2 separate regions of the Homo sapiens genome follow, and region 2 is linked to region 1. The links are chromatin loops, found by intact Hi-C in ENCODE. Cell type or tissue: endothelial cell of umbilical vein. All regions are shown on one strand. Links, peaks and the distances in the headings refer to the core of each region. The heading gives the core; the rest is flanking DNA.

The links. Peaks named below come from ENCODE experiments on the same cell type or tissue, not always from the same donor. Only the 100,000 strongest peaks of a DNase experiment are listed, where the experiment ranks them.
Region 2: a loop joins it to region 1, with 5 times the contacts of the local background. A loop is called at or near these places in 14 of 110 quality-filtered maps.

Annotation. Positions count from the first base shown.
Region 1 is chr11:301,145-309,469 of GRCh38, reverse strand. IFITM2 (interferon induced transmembrane protein 2) reads right to left here and starts at 1,654. Exons shown (of 2, transcript NM_006435.3): 1 at 1,032-1,654; 2 at 75-457. The coding sequence starts at 1,277. The coding sequence ends at 305. It also overlaps the pseudogene MRPS24P1. RefSeq lists enhancers at 274-473, 494-613, 994-1,413, 3,136-3,647. In endothelial cell of umbilical vein, for the core only: a CTCF peak has its summit at 4,337 (motif pointing left); DNase peaks (open chromatin) are centred at 1,329 and 4,339; H3K4me3 peaks cover 1,626 bases; H3K27ac peaks cover 660 bases.
Region 2 is chr11:515,367-523,940 of GRCh38, reverse strand. It overlaps a transcript of LRRC56 not described here. Among named protein-coding and RNA genes, the nearest start is that of RNH1, 12 kb to the right of the region's middle. In endothelial cell of umbilical vein, for the core only: CTCF peaks have their summits at 2,845 and 5,109 (motif pointing right); a DNase peak (open chromatin) is centred at 5,210; H3K27ac peaks cover 504 bases.

The sequences.
Region 1 (8,325 bases), core at 1-8,000:
TAAGGCAAGAACGTTTGGCATTACATTTAATCTCAGAACCAGCAGGACCGCTCCCCAGGTGAAGTCACAGCAGCACCAGAAACATATACACTTTATTGAATGCCATTGTAGAAAAGCGTGTGAGGATAAAGGGCTGATGCAGGACTCGGCTGTGGGGACAGGGCGAGGAATGGAAGGTGGAGTAAGTGGAATACAGGTCAAGGGCAGAGCTCCTGGCCTCTGGGGGCAGGGCGAGGAATGGAAGATAGAGTACGTGGGATACAGGTCACGGGCAGAGCTCCTGGCCTCAATGATGCCTCCTGATCTATCGCTGGGCCTGGACGACCAACACTGGGATGATGATGAGCAGAATGGTCATGAAGATGCCCAAAATCAGGGCCCAGATGTTCAGGCACTTGGCGGTGGAGGCATAGGCCTGGGCCCCGGTCACGTCGCCAACCATCTTCCTGTCCCTAGACTGGGGGAGAGGAGATGGTGAGGGGACCAGGATCCCCCAGCTGAGAGCCGCGTGCTATGGCTCCAGCTCCTCACTGTCTCCTCCCTGCCCTGAGATCAGGGACCACCTCCTCCCCTTCCTCACCCGGCTCAGACTCTCCAGGAGCCTCGGGGCTCATCCTCCTTCTGCCTTGGCCCCAGCACAGGCTGTTCTCCCCACCATGGGGTGAAGTCACCTGTGAGTTCCCTTCTCACTTTCTGGGAGAGCCTGGGTGCCAGTCTGGAAGGTGAAGGTGTAATTTCTTACTGGGCTATAGGGAGAACTGCTCTGGGCTAGTGGATAGCCGGGGACAGACTCTGAGCCAGCCAGCCAGCCTCCTGGAGCCTCCTCCTAGACCTGCACTGGGCAGATTCCCCAAGCCACACACACACACAGATCACACAGACAAAGCCACTGACGTGGGCACACACAGGACAGACGTGCACACAAACTCACAGTCACAGGGACACACAAGTCCCCACCCCAGGCAGCATGTGGGCAGGTGGAGCCCCAGGCTCACCGGCACCCCCTGGATTTCCGCCAGGGCCATACGCACCTTCACGGAGTACGCGAATGCTATGAAGCCCAGGCAGCAGGTGTTCATGAAGAGGGTGTTGAACAGGGACCAGACCACATGGTCAGGCACGGAGGTCTCGCTGCGGATGTGGATCACGGTGGACATCGGGGGAGCAGGGTTGTGGGGCACCCCCAGCATAGCCACTTCCTGCTCCTCCTTGAGCATCTCGTAGTTGGGAGGCTGGCCGCTGTTGACAGGAGAGAAGGTTTGCACAATGTGGTTCATGGTGACCAGCGGTGATCGGGTTACCGGGATGGTTCTCAGTGAGCCCTCCCTTTCCCCAGTAGTTCCGTTTTCTCAACAGTTTCCTCTTCCTGGCATTTGTCAAATGCAGAGCTGGCCAGGGCCAGATAAGGGCAGAACAAATTCCTGAGGATCAAATTACTTTAGGAGAGGGAGGAAAGAGGGGCTGAGGGCTAAGAGGGGCTTCCTCTCTAGAGCCCAAAGGAGCACAAGTCTCATCTTGTTAGTGGTGTGGGGTCCTGGAGACTTCCCCTGTGTTGGGAGTCTCCACACCCCAGGCCAGCAGCTGCAGGACCTCACTGTCCCGGTTCAGGGCTCCTGCCAGGCCTGCGCTGACGCCTCCACACTCCAGGCCCCACAACCGTTTCCCCAAAGCCCTCACCTCTGCCGGGCGCCGTGGCTCACGCCTGTAATCCCAGCACTTTGGGAGGCTGAGGTGGGAGGATCATGAGGTCAGGAGATCGAGACCATCCTGGCTAACACGGTGAAACCCCGTCTCTACTAAATATACAAAAAAAAATTAGCCGGGTGTGATGGCGGGCACCTGTAGTCCCAGCTACTTGGGAGGCTGAGGTAGGAGAATGGCGTGAACCGGGGAGGCGGAGCTTGCAGTGAGCCAAGGTTGTGCCACTGCACTCCAGCCTGGGCAACAGAGCCAGACTCCGTCTCAAAAAAAAAAAAAAGCCCTCATCTCACTTGTCACAGGCCTCATCTGCTGACATCCCTTGTCCTTTGCTGGGGTTGCAGTCCTGCTCCATGCGGGTTTGGGGGTTAAAGGTCCCCGTGTCTCCTGGTGCAGGTCAGAGGGTTGGCGGCCAATGTTGCCTGCCCCAAAGGAGCCCTCCAGGCCCAGGAAAGGGGACTCTGGGAGCACTGACAGAAGAGGGGGCTGTGGGATGCCAATAGCAGAGACCTGGACGGTGGAGTTAGAAGCCATGGCCCTTTCCCCTGGAGGCCCACCTGGGTGACGGCTCCCAGACCCGCTCCACACAGCCCAGCAGCACCCACGCTGCCCAGAGCTCTGGCTGGCTGGTCCCTGGGGCACCCTCCAGATTTCCAGGTTCTGATCATCTCTGCCTCTTCCCTGGGTCCTCACACGGGTGCCAGCTGCTTCCTGTAGTTGCCGCCTGTTTTTCCCATGAACCGGTGCTGCCTCTGAGCAGCTCCTGAGGTTACAGCCTCCCTGTGGAAACACCTTGTGTGGCCTCTGGGCTTCTTCCTGGACCTTCCTTGGCAGAGGCTATTGCAGCAAACAGAGCTGATGCTGTGCACTTGAGCTTGTCAGAGGGGACAGTGCGGGTCACAGGGGCAGGAACGTGGCCTGCAGGCCTATGTGCACCGCGACCTGCGCCCTGTTTAATTCCTGATGTGCTACATGGGCCCATTTTCCTGGGCTTATTCTCCCACCAGGCCAGACTCCGCAGAGGACATCGCTGAGGGTGGAATTTACAGAGATGGGCAGCTGCTCACCCTGCTGTAGCCTTTCACCTCAGCGGGTGGTCAGGTCCACGTCAGTATTCCAGAGTTTACATGACGGTAGCGTGCAGCCGTGTAACTGCAGAGTGATGTGTTTGAGTAACGATGACTTTGGCTCTATAAGATAAATTTTATTGATAATTTCTAAGATTCCTAAGATTTAACTTTAACAATGGCTGTGTCTACCATCGACTCACAGTGCTTCTCGACGTCGAACACCCTAAGTCCTCCTCCTTCTGCTGGCTGGGGTGAGCTCTAAGGGCTTAGCCATGTCCAGGCCTCTACAGGCCTTCTATTCTGGGCCATGTCTCCCCCACACACAGAATGTCCTGGGATCTGTGTCTAGCTCTGCCGTGGGGACACCTCCCCTCTTCGTGGTCTGAAGCCCTCCTGACTGGACTGGAGTGCTGACTGAAAACCAAAAATAAAAATCTAAGCCTCCCCTGCCCCCATGACTGAATGGAGCTCCCTTGGCCAAGGGGGTCCCAAACAAACCTGAAAAACTGAATTCACAGCCTCGAAGGGACAGGGAGGTTGGACAGGCCTACTTATATCCCCTCCCTGTGGAGTTTAGGCACAACCGACCAGCATTAACACTGAGATGGAGCTCATAGTACTGACAAAACAGACTCTTCGTAGCAATAAGGTACCAAATTCCAACTGACTGTGGTACAGCGTCACATGACAGTGTAAACCCTAAATATCTGAGAAAGTTCTCAGTCGATTTAGGACCAAGGTTAAGGATGAGCGGGTGACACAGCCTCAGGAGGTCCTGACAGGGTGCGCAAGATGATCGGGGCACAGCTGGTTTTATACATTTCAGGGAGACATGGACATCAATATATGCACGACGCTCATTAGTGCAGTCTGGAAAGACGGGACAACTCGAAGTGGGGAGGGGGCTTCCAGGTCATAGGTTGAGAAGAGACAAAGGATCGCATTGTTTTGAGTTTCTGATGAGCCTTTGCAAAGGAAGCAATCAGATATGCATTATCTCAGCGAGCAAAAGGGTAAGTTTGAGTTCCATTTGTCTTTTGTCCACAAGGAAATTCCCTGTGGACAAACTGTGAGGGAGGTATATAGCTTTTTGTTTCGGCAGCAGCCGTTTTTAGGAGTAGAACGGGAGGCAGGTGTCCCTAAGCAGTTCCCAGCTTGACGTCTCCTTTTGGTTCAGTGATTTCGGGGTCCTAATATTTATTTTCCTTTCACAACAAATAGCAGGCTCTGAAGGAAATAAAAATTATTTACCCCCAAAATATATGTATTTTTATTTTTGAGACGGGGCCTTACTGTGTTGCCCAGACTGGTCTCCAGCTCCTGGGCTCAAGTGATCCACCTGCCTCATCCTCCCAAAGTGCTGGTGTGAGCCACCATGCACAGCCTCAAAATATATTTATTTGGCATATTTTGAAATGGCCTTGCACAACTGTCTCTTATTAGGGAAATTTGCATTCTGGAGAGAATCTCCTTCCCTTTCTAGGTCTTTTCCTATAGAACAGACATTTAACTAAGAGCCCTTTTTAAGGGTGGAAAAGAGAGATTTTTTTTATCATCCTTGTCTCCAGCCTGCCACCTGGAGGCCTCATCTGCATAACAAGCCCCTTGGCTTCCACAGCCCCGGTTATGTAAACTCAAGAATTTCTTTCGACTAACCAACTCTTTAGGCAAAGCTGAACTTTTTTTTTTTTTTTTTTTTTTTTTTTGGAAACGGAGTCTCGCTCTGTCAACCAGGCCGGACTGCAGTGGCGCGATCTCGGCTCACTGCAACCTCCACCTCCCGGGCTCACGCCATTCTCCTGCCTCAGCCTCCCGAGTAGCTGGGACTACAGGCGCCCGCCACCAAGTCCTGCTAATTTTTTGTATTTTTAGTAGAGACGGGGTTTCACCGTGTTAGCCAGGATGGTCTCGATCTCCTGACCTCGTGCTCCACCCACCTCGGCCTCCCAAAGTGCTGGGATTACAGGCGGGAGCCACCGCGCCCGGCCCCAAAGCTGAACTCTTTAAGCCAGCTGCCCATCAGAAAATCTTTAAATCCACAAAATGAGACAGAATAATATGGAGCGGCTGCGGGAGAACAGAACATTCTAAGCAGCAGCCTCGCATGACTAGCAAAAGAGACTGTTGAGGTTGCTGCAGAAGCGAGGGGCCGATGAGACCTTCAAAAGCAGTGTGGGCCAAGCTGGCTAAGACAGACCAGAGCCACCACGGCGCTGAATGCGACCTATGCGTCCCCTAGGACCTCCTCATAGGAACGTACTCGGCCCACACCCACCCGCACCGCGACACTTCCAGGAACACACAGATCTGCTGTAAACATGGCGGGCGCTCGGCCAAGATGGCGGCCTCCGCGTGCGGCGGGTGGCGGGTGGCGGGTGGCCCCGGGTGCCGTCCCGGGGCCGAGAGCTGCCTTGCGCGGGGCGGGCCCCGCACACCTCCGCGGTCTGTAACAAGAACCGGCGGCCCGAGTCCGCCGAGGCCAGGGGGACAAGCCGGTGACCTATGAGGACGCACACGCGCCGCACTTCGTCGCCCGCCGTGAGGGCCAGAGGTCGCTCACGCGGGGAACCCTGGTGGGGAGGACCATGCGGCGGAGCGAACGGTGGAGGATGCTTTCCGTCGCAAGTTCATGTGGGGTGCCTTCCCGGGCTGCCTGGCTGACCCGCTGGTTTTACAGTGCTGGGCCAACCGGTTGGAGATCTGTGCCCTGGTCCCGAGGCACTTGCCTGCCCGCAAGTTCTACTTCCTCGTGGGCTACAGTGAAACTTTGCTGTCCCACTTTTACAAATGTCCTCTGCCACTCCACCTCCAAACTGTGCCCTCAAAGGTTGTGTATAAGGACCTGTAGGACGATCCCTTTCTTTTGCATCAAGCTGTAGCCTGCAGAGAAGGGAAACGTGGGAAAGAAGTGGTACGCCGGGGGGAAAGGCGTCCCTCAAGAGGACTGAGGCATGGTCTCTCAGCTGCTATCCAATAAAGACCCTCTATGTTGTCTTGAAAAAAAAAATGCAAGGCACCTCAGTTCTGAGAAATCGTCACCTTCTTGCAAGAATCTTCATGATACTCCCCCGCTTGGTGAAAGAAACCCTGAAAGATGGAACCCCCACCCAAACCCCTTGCAAGTGACTCTCTCGAGTCTCCGCCCACACGGCCCTTTCTTGAGTGTGTACTTTTCACTTCTCTTTTTTTTCTTTCTTTCTTTTTTTTTTGAGAGGGAGCCTCGCTCTGTCGCCCAGACTGGAGTGCAGTGGCGCGATCTCATCTCACTGCAACTTCTGCCTACCCGGTTCAAGTGATTCTCCTGCCTCAGCCTCCCGATTAGCTGGGATCACAGGCACGCACCACCGCGCCCGGCTAATTTTTGCATTTTTAGTAGAGACAGGGTTTCGCCATGTTGGCCAGGCTGATCTCGAACTCCTGACCTCAGGTGATACACCCGCCTCAGCCTCCCAAAGTGCTGGGATTACAGGCGCGAGCCACCGCGCCTGGCCTTCACTTTTCAACAAATCTCCCTACTTTCACTATTTTCGGTCTCGTCCTTGAATTTTCTTCTTGTGCCAAGAGCCTGGACACCCGTGGGGGTCCAGGTCCCACTGGCAATTGGGGACCTCCCCAAGCCCACTGGTATCACTGTGACCTGTGACCACACCCCTTTGAGATGTCTTGCCTTTCCTGGCAGAAGCAATGTACACCTTACTCGTGAGGACTAAACTCTGACTTTTTTATCTTGCCCAAGTTCCTATCAAAGGGGTCTGGGGAATTTACCTACAAATGGTAAATTCTCATCAGATGAGTTTTGGTTTTCGTTTGTTTGTTTTGTTTTTGTATTTTCAGTAGAGACAGGTTTCACCACGTTGGCCAGGCTGGTCTCGAACTCTTGACCTCAGGTGATCTGCCTGCCGCGGCCTCCCAAAGTGCTGGGATTACAGGCATGAGCCACCATGCCCGGCCAACCAGATGAGTTTTATTTAACCCTATATATCGTGACTTACTTTCCAACCTGACTCTGGCATAACATTATGAAACAAGGAAGAAAATCAAAATACCCCAAAAACATGTTTCTTTGCCATATTTTGAAATGGCCCCTGCATAGCTGTTCTTTGTGGGGGAAAATTTGCATCTGTAAAGAATCTCAGTTAACATAGCCAGATCTTTTTCTTCCAGACCCTCCCAATCCTGAAGAGATTAATTAAGATATGAATAGGAAATATTGGTCACCTATTGTCTCTAAGGGCAGCCACTATAAGACTTCAAAAGAACTTTGGTTTCCACAATCTTTATTTTTTATTTATTTATTTTTTTGAGACGGAGTCTCTCGCTTTGTCACCCAGGCTGGAGTGCAATGGCACGATCTGATCTTGGCTCACTGCAACCTCCGCCTCCCGGGTTCAAGCGATTCTCCTGCCTCAGCCTCCTGAGTAGCTGGAATTTCAGGCACCCACCACCACGCCTGGCTAATTTTTGTATTTTTAGTAGAGATGGGGTTTCACCATGTTGGTCAGGGTGGTCACGAACTCCTGACCTCATGATTCACCCGCCTCGGCCTCCCAAAGTGCTGAGACTACAGGCGTGAGCCACCTCGCCTGGCCCTTTTTTTTTTTTTTTTTTTTTTTTTTGAGATGGAGTTTTGCTCTTGTTGCCCAGGCTGGAGTGCAATGGCGCGATCTCGGTTCACCGCAACCTCCGCCTCCTGGGTTCAAGTGATTCTCATGCCTCAGCCTCCTGAGTAGCTGGGATTACAGGCATGCGCCACCACGCCTGGCTAATTTTGTATTTTTAGTACAGACGGGGCTTCTCCATGTTGGTCACGCTGGTCTCGAACTCCTGACCTTGTGATCTGCCCGCCTTGGCCTCCCAAAGTGCTGGGATTACAGGCATGAGCCACCGCACCCGGCCACAATCTTGATCTTAACCTGAACACTCCTTTTCTACCAATCCCAAGTCTTTAGACAAGCTCAACCAATTGTCAACAAGAAAATGTTTAAACTCACCTATAGCCTGGAACACCGCTGCCCCTCCCCCCACCCCCCCCACCCCCAGCTTTGTGTTGTCCCGCCTTTCTGGACCAAACCAATGTATTTCTTAAATGTATTTGATTGATACCTCATGTCTCCCTAAAATGTATAAAACCAAGCTGTGCCCTGAGCCCCTTGGGTATATGTTCTCAGGACCTCCTGAGGGCCGCACCACAGGCCATGGTCACTCATATTTGGCTCAGAATAAATCTCTTCAAATATTTCGCAGAGTTGGACTCTTTTCGTTGACACTTGTATTGATCTATGTCTTTGCCTGCAACTTCTGTCTCCCTACAATGTATAAAACCAAGCTGTAGCCCAGCCACCTTTGGCACGTTTGCTGGAACTCTGGAGGCTGTATCATGAGCCGTGGTCAGTCATATTCGGCGTAGGACAAACCTCTTTAAATACTTTACAGAGTTAGCTTTTTTCATCCTGACCAACATGGTGAAACCCCGTCTCGACTGCAAATACAAAAACTAGCCGGGCGTGGTGGCGGGAGCCCGTAGTGCCAGCGGCTCGGGAGGCTGAGGCAGGAGAAT
Region 2 (8,574 bases), core at 389-8,388, 210 kb before region 1:
ATTATTCTTTTTTGAGACAGGATCTTGCTCTGTCACGCAGGCTGGAGTGCAGTGGCACAATCTCGGCTCACTGCAACCTCTGCCTCCCAGGTTCAAGTGTTTCTTCTGCCTTAGCCTCCTGAGTAGCTGGGACTACAGGCGTGCGCCACCACACCCGGCTAATTTTTGTATTTTTACGGACAGGATTTCACCATATTGGCCAGGCTGGTCTTGAACTCCTGATCTCATGATCCACCTGCCTGGGCCTCCCAAAGTGCTGGAATTATAGGCGTGAGCCACCGCGCCCGGCCCCCCAACCCCGGCTTTTTTTTTTTTAGATGGAGTCTCTGTTGCCCAGGCTGGAGTGCAGTGGCGCAATCTTGGGTCATTGCAACCTCCACCTCCAGGGTTCAAGCGATTCTCCTGCATCAGCCTCCTGAGTAGCTGGGATTATGGGTGCCCACCACCACACGTGGCTAATTTTTGTATTTGTAGTAGACATGGGGTTTCACCATGTTGGTCAGGCTGGTCTCAAACTCCTGACTTCATGATCTGCCTGCCTCAGCCTCCCAAAGTGCTGGGATTACAGGCATGAGCCACCACGCCCGGCCCCCAGATTGCTTTTTAAAACTATATATTGCTGGGCGAGGTGGCTCATGCTGTAATCCCGCCTTTGAGACCAAAGCGAGCGAATCACCTGAGTTCGGGAGTTCGAGACCAGCATGACCAACGTGGTGAAACTCTGCCTCTACTAAAAATACAAAAATTAGCCAGGCATGGTGGTGCGTGCCTGTAATCCCAGCCACTCAGGAGGCTGGGGAGGGAGAATCGCTTGAACCTGGGAGGTGGAGGCTGCAGTGAGCAGAGATGGCGCCATTGCACTCCAGCCTGGGTGATATAGCGAGGCTCAGTCTCAACAAAACAAAACAAAAAACTATATATTGTTGTTTTACAACAGTAATAGATTATCTCTGTACATAGAAAATATATACAGAGACCAGCTTGGCCAACATGGTGAAACCTCGTCTCTACTAAAAATACAAAAATTAGCCGGGCGTGGAAGCACATGCCTGTAATTCCAGCTACTTGGGAGGCTGATGCAGGAGAATCGCTTGAACCCAAGAAGTGACGGTTGCAGTGAGCCGAGATTGCGCCACTGCACTCCAACCTTTGCGCTTTGGAACGAGTGAAACTCTGTCTCAAAAGAAAAGAAAATGTATACAGAGAATGTCAGAATTTATTTACCAGAACAAAACAAAAAAAGGGCAGGTGAGGTGGCCCACTCCTGTAATCCCAGCACTTTGGGAGGCCAAGGTGGGCGGATTGCTTGAGCTCAGGAGTTGAGACCAGCCTGGGCAACATGGTGAAACTCCATCTCTACAAAAAGTACAGAAATGGCCAGGTGCGGTGGCTCACGCCTGTAATCCCAGCACTTTGGGAGGCCGAGGTGGGCGAATCACGAGGTCAGGAGATCGAGAGTATCCTGGCTAACACAGTGAAACCCCGTCTCAACTAAAAAATACAAAAAATTAGCCAGGCGTGGTGGCGGCCGCCTGTAGTCCCAACTACTTGGGAGGCTGAGGCAGGAGAATGGCCTGAACCCGGGAGGCAGAGCTTGCAGTGAGCTGAGATCGCGCCACTGCACTCCAGCCTGGGCGACAGAGTGAGACTCTGTCTCAAACAAAACAAAACAAAACAAAACAAAAAAACCAGAAATCAGCCAGCCATTGTGGTGCGTGCCTGTAGTCTCAGCTACTCTGGAGGATAAAGTGAGAATCACTTGAACCCAGGCGGTTGAGACTGCAGTGAGCCGTGATCGTACCACTGCACTCCAGCCTGCATGACAGAGCAAGACACTCTTTCAAAAAAAGAATTGATTAATATGCTTGGACCATTTGCATTTAATGTAATTATTGATATATTTGGATTTAGATTTTTTTATTTTTCCATTCATGCTATTTGTTTCCTGTATCTTATCTTCCCTTTTCTGCCTTCATTTGGGTTATGAGAGCTGTTTTGGGCAGCTGATTTTAATCGTTTTTTTTTTGAGACGGAGTCTTGCTCTGTCATCCAGGCTGGAGTGCAGTGGCGTGATCTCGGCTCACTGCAACCTCTGCCTCCCAGGTTCACGCCATTCTCCTGCCTCAGCCTTCCGAGTAGCTGGGACTACAGGCGCTCGCCACCACGTCCAGCTAATTTTTTGTATTTTTTAGTAGAGACGGGGTTTCATCGTGTTAGCCAGGATGGTCTCGATCTCCTGACCTCGTGATCTGCCCGCCTCGGTCTCCCAAAGTGCTGGGATTACAGGCGTGAGCCACCTCACCGGGCTGTAATTGTTTTTGAAAATATCTCTTGGCTGGGTGCAGGGGCTCACACCTATAATCCTAGCACTTTGAGAGGTTGAGGTGGGCCAGTTGCTTGAGCTAGGAGTTCAAGGCCAGCCTGGAAAACATGGCAAAATCCCGTCCCTGCCAAAAATACAAAAATTAGCTGGGCACAGTGGTGTGTGCTTGTAGTCGCAGCTTCTCGGGAGGCTGAGGCAGGAGGGTTGCTTGAGCCCAGGTGGTTCAGACTGCAGTGACCTGTGATCATGGCACTGCACTCCAGATGCCTGTCTCAAAACGCACAAAGCAAAGGGTAGGAACAGGCAGAACCAAGCGGAAGTATGCCTGACTAGTACTTGGTGAAATGCCAGCTAGACCCATGGTGAGTTACCATTTCATATTCTCATGACTAGGGTGGGGACAGGGAGGCCTGAGGCAGTCGAACCAGTGGCTAGTGAAGGTCTGGAGCGGGGAGGGAGCCTGTGCCCTGGGGCGGGAGCGTAAATTCTGAGAGCCACCGCTGGGGGGCGATTGGGCCTGGCAGGGCGTCTGCCCCGTGTCTGGGCACACAGAGGTCCGGAGTACGCTGGCGGTGGCAGTGTTTGCATAAAGTCAGACAAGACGAGAGCATCGGTGAGTAAATGCCGGTGTTCAGGCAGCGGAGTAGTCAACAGCAGCTGAGATGAATAACCGACGCGGTCTCAATATGGACAATTCCCACCCCAATTCTGTTGAATGGAACCAGCAGCTGGCGGGTGGGTGCGCATTGTGCAGCGTTTCCAAATTGTTCAGAGGCGCAGGAAAGGCCCTCGCCATCTGGGAAGGCGTAGGGGTGAGCACGGCCTCAGGGAACAGAAAGGACGGAGACAGAACTCAGGCGGCAGAGGCCTCCAGGAGACCCTGGATGGAGGGGAGAGGGCGACTCGGGGGGCTCTGAGCATGTGTTTAAGGGGAGAGGTCAGGCATGGGGCTCATTATTTTTAAAAAACCTGTTTGTATGTTTGAAATATTCAATACTAGGCCGGGCGCGGTGGCTCATGCCTGTAACGCCAGGACTTTGGGAGGCTGAGGTGGGCGGATCATTTGAGGCCAGGAGTTTGAGACCAGCCTGGCCAACATGATGAAACCCCGTCCCTACTGAAAATACAAAAAAATGAGCCGGACGTGGTGGCGCACGTAATCCCAGCTACTCGGGAGGCTGAGGCAGGAGAATCACTGGAACCCGGGAGGCGGAGGTTGCAGAGAGCCGAGATCGCACCATTGCACTCCAGCCTGGGCGACAGAGCGAGATTCCCCATAAAAAAAAAAAATCAGTAATAAAGCTCACCTGTGTATCAGGCCGCGTTCTAATAAAGCTCACCTGTGTATCAGGCCGCGTTCTAATAAAGCTCACCTGTGTATCAGGCCGCGTTCTAATAAAGCTCACCTGTGTATCAGGCCGCGTTCTAATAAAGCTCACCTGTGTATCAGGCCGCGTTCTAATAAAGCTCACCTGTGTATCAGGCCGCGTTCTAATAAAGCTCACCTGTGTATCAGGCCGCGTTCTAATAAAGCTCACCTGTGTATCAGGCCGCGTTCTAATAAAGCTCACCTGTGTATCAGGCCGCGTTCTAATAAAGCTCACCTGTGTATCAGGCCGCGTTCTAATAAAGCTCACCTGTGTATCAGGCCGCGTTCTAATAAAGCTCACCTGTGTATCAGGCCGCGTTCTAATAAAGCTCACCTGTGTATCAGGCCGCGTTCTAATAAAGCTCACCTGTGTATCAGGCCGCGTTCTAATAAAGCTCACCTGTGTATCAGGCCGCGTTCTAATAAAGCTCACCTGTGTATCAGGCCGCGTTCTAATAAAGCTCACCTGTGTATCAGGCCGCGTTCTAATAAAGCTCACCTGTGTATCAGGCCGCGTTCTAATAAAGCTCACCTGTGTATCAGGCCGCGTTCTAATAAAGCTCACCTGTGTATCAGGCCGCGTTCTAATAAAGCTCACCTGTGTATCAGGCCGCGTTCTAATAAAGCTCACCTGTGTATCAGGCCGCGTTCTAATAAAGCTCACCTGTGTATCAGGCCGCGTTCTAATAAAGCTCACCTGTGTATCAGGCCGCGTTCTAATAAAGCTCACCTGTGTATCAGGCCGCGTTCTAATAAAGCTCACCTGTGTATCAGGCCGCGTTCTAATAAAGCTCACCTGTGTATCAGGCCGCGTTCTAATAAAGCTCACCTGTGTATCAGCCCGCGTTCTAATAAAGCTCACCTGTGTATCAGCCCGCGTTCTAATAAAGCTCACCTGTGTATCAGCCCGCGTTCTAATAAAGCTCACCTGTGTATCAGCCCGCGTTCTAATAAAGCTCACCTGTGTATCAGCCCGCGTTCTAATAAAGCTCACCTGTGTATCAGGCCACGTTCCTTTAGGAAGAAACACGGAGATCTAAGGAATGCGCGCGGCTCAGGGGTGAACTGCGGGTGATTTTCCCTCTTCTTATTTGTACTTGTATGTTCTGAAAATGTCGTCTAGCTTTTGGGTAGTTCTTACCTGAGAAAAGCCAGACAGCAGGTTTTTGGCGGAAGGACCGGTTTGCACAGCGGACACACGGGAGCTGCCCTCGCGGCTTTCGGAGAAGCCTCCCCCGTGCGGCGCCTCGCGCGCCCTCGTAAGCGCGCCGCGTCTTGGGGCCGCAAGTTCCCCTCGGTTTGGGGGCGGGGTTTCCAGGTCACGTGACCGGGAGACACGCCCCCCCGCCCCGGTCCCTCAGAGCGGCCGGCAGAGGGCGCCCGAGTCCCGGCCTCGCTCGCGCGTTCGGGGCGGCTCCTTCCTCGCGCGCCGCCGGCCACATCCAGGAGGGGGCGCCGCGAGTCCTCTCCGGCGGCCCCGTCGTGGGCAGCCCGGGGCCGGCTCCTGGGCGTCCGGTTCCGCGCTGGCTGCGTTTCCTGCCCCACCTGCTGGTGTCGGCTCGTGCGTGCCTCCTCCCCTGGGTTATGGGAATGGAATACGGTCTCCAAGTAATAAAGTGAACAGGCGGCCGGGCAGGGTGACTCACGTCTGTAATCCCAGCACTTTGGGAGGCGGAGGCGGCCGGATCACGAAGTCAGGAGTTGGAGACCAGCCTGGCCAAATGAAACCCCATCTCTACCAACAATACAAAAAAAATTTAAAAAGCTGACCTGGCGCGGTGGCTCACGCCTGTAATCCCAAGCACTTTGCGAGGCCGAGGCGGGTGGATCACGAGGTCAGGAGATCGAGACCATCCTGGCTAACACCATGAAACCCCGTCTCTACCAGAAATACAAAAAATTAGCTGGGCGTGGTGGCGGGCACCTGTAGTCCCAGCTACTCCTAAGGCTGAGGCAGGAGAATGGCGTGAACCCGGGAGGCGGAGCTTGCAGTGAGCTGAGATGGGCCACTGCACTCCAGCCTAGGCGACAGAGCGAGACTCCATCTCAAAAAAAAAAAAATTTTATTATTATTATTTTTTATTTATTGATCATTCTTGGGTGTTTCTCAGAGAGGGGGATGTGGCAGGGTCATAGGATAATAGTGGAGAGAAGGTCAGCAGATAAACACGTGAACAAAGGTCTCTGGTTTTCCTAGGCAGAGGTCCCTGCGGCCTTCCGCAGTGTTTGTGTCCCTGGGTAGTTGAGATTAGGGAATGGTGATGACTCTTAACGAGCATGCTGCCTCCAAGCATCTGTTTAACAAAGCACATCTGGCACCGCCCTTAATCCATTTAACCCTGAGTTGACACAGCACGTTTCAGAGAGCACGGGGTTGGGGGTAAGGTTATAGATTAACAGCATCCCAAGACAGAAGAATTTTTCTTAGTACAGAACAAAACGGAGTCTCCTATGTCTACTTCTTTCTACACAGACACAGTAACAATCTGACCTCTCTTTCTTTTCCCCACATTTCCCCCTTTTCTTTTTGACAAAACTGCCACTGTCATCATGGCCCGTTCTCGATGGTCGCTGTCTCTTTGGAGCTGTTGGGTACACTTCCCAGACGGGGCGGCCTGGCAGAGGCACTCCTCACCTCCCAGACGGGGTGGCCGGGCAGAGGTGCTCCTCACCCCCCAGATGGGACGGCCGGGCAGAGGCGCCCACTTCCCAGACGGGGCAGTCGGGCAGAGGCGCTCCCCACCTTCCAGATAAGGCGGTGGCTGGGCAGAGGTGCCCCTCACTTCCCAGGTGGGGCGGTCGGGCAGAGGCACCCCTCAACTCCCAGACGGGGCAGCCAGGCAGAGGCGCCCCCCACCTCCCAGACGGGGCAGCTGGGCAGAGGCGCCCACTTCCCAGACCGGGCGGCCGGGCAGAGGCGCTCCTCACCTCCCAGACGATGGGCGGCCGGGCAGAGATGCTCCTCACCTCCCAGACGGGGTGGCGGCCGGGCAGAGGCTGTAATCTTAGCACTTTGGGAGGCCAAGGCAGGCAGCTGGAAGGTAGAGGTTGTGGCGAGCTGAGATCACGCCACTGCGCTCCAGCCTTGGCAACACTGAGCATTGAGTGAGCAAGACTCCGTCTGCAATCCCAGCACCCCGGGAGGCCGAGGCGGGCAGACCATTGGAGGTCAGGAGCCGGAGACCAGCCCGGTCAACAGGGCAAAACCCCGTCTCCTCCAAAAATACAAAAACCAGTCAGGCGTGGCGGTGCATGCCTGCAATCCCAGGCACTTGGCAGGCCGAGGCAGGAGAACCATGGGAGCCCGGGGCAGGGAGGCTGCAGCAAGCCGAGACCACAGCAGTACAGTCCAGCCTCGGCAACAGAGGGAGACCGAAGGGAGAGGGAGAGGGAGAGGGAGAAAAAAATAATTAAAAAGCTTTATAAGCCTGCTGGATTCTGTCAAATGCCTTTTCTAAGTCTACTGAAATGATGATGTATTTTTGTCTTATTTTATTTATTTAGAGACCAGGTCTCACTATGTTGCTCAGAATCCTCCTGCTTCAGCCTCCCAAAGTGCTGGGATCACAGATGTGAGCCACCACGTCCGGCCGTCTTTTTGTCTTTTAATCTGCTTATATGGTGAATTCCATTGGCTCATATTTCATGTTGAACCAGCCTTGCATTCCTGTGATAAATTTCACTGCGTCATGGTGTGCACTTATATTTGTATTATACATATATGTGTGCTCATGGGCCTGTGTTTCAGTGTGTGGCAATGCTGTGGGCCTACAATCATCAAAACAGCTCTGGAAAACAATGGTCAAGTGAGAGGGCATTCTATGCCTGGCTTCAAGATTTGGGTTTTTTTTTTTTTGAGATGGAGGCTCGCTCTGTCACTCAGGCTGGAGTGCAGTGGTACGATCTCAGCTCACTGCAGCCTCCGCCTCTGGGGCTCAAGTGATTCTTGTACCTCAGCCTCCCGAGTAGCTGGGATTACAGGCGTGTACCACCATGCCTGGCTAGTTTTTGTATTTTTGGTAGAGACGGGTTTCGCCATGTTGGCCAGGCTGGTCTTGAACTCCTGGCCTCAAGTGATCCACCCACCTCGGCCTCCCAAAGTGCTAGGATTACAGGCGTGAACCTTTGCACCTGGCCCAAGATGTGTTATAAAGGTTCAGAAATCCAGACAGTGTGGCATTGGTAACAGGATAGACAAATAGATCAGTGGAACAGAATAGAGGATCGAGAGTAGACCCTCACATACATGCTCAACTGATTTTGAAATAAGTGTAAGCAAATTCAGCAGAGAAAGGAGAATCTTAGCAACAAATGGTACTAGAATGACGGGGCTACACATATGAATGGAAGCTTCAATCTATACATGACAGTACATATATAAATCCATTCAAAATTTACTATTAATTTTTTTGAGATGGAGTCTCACTCTCTCGCCCAGGTTGGAGGGCAGTGGCACAATCTTGACTCACTGCAACCTCTGTCTCCCAGGTTCAAGTGATTCTCCTGCCTCAGCCTCTGGAGTAGCTGGGATTACAGGTGCCCGCCACCACACCTGGCTACTTTTTGTATTTTTAGTAGAGACGGGGTTTCACCATGTTGGCCAGGCTTGTGTCAAACTCCTGACCTCTGGTGATCCACCCGCCTTGGCCTCTCAAAGTGCCAGGATTACAGGTGTGAGCACTGTGCCTGGCCTCAGAACTTATTATAAGCCAAAATGTAAGGCCTACAACTGTAAAATGTGCGTTAAGAATGAAAAGGAGGATGTCAGTGTGACTTGGGTTAGAGAAATGATTCTTAAACACTAAAAGCATGACACATAAAGGAAAACCTGATCCACTGGACATCATGAGAATGAAGGGTGTGTGCATTTTGAAAGGCCCTG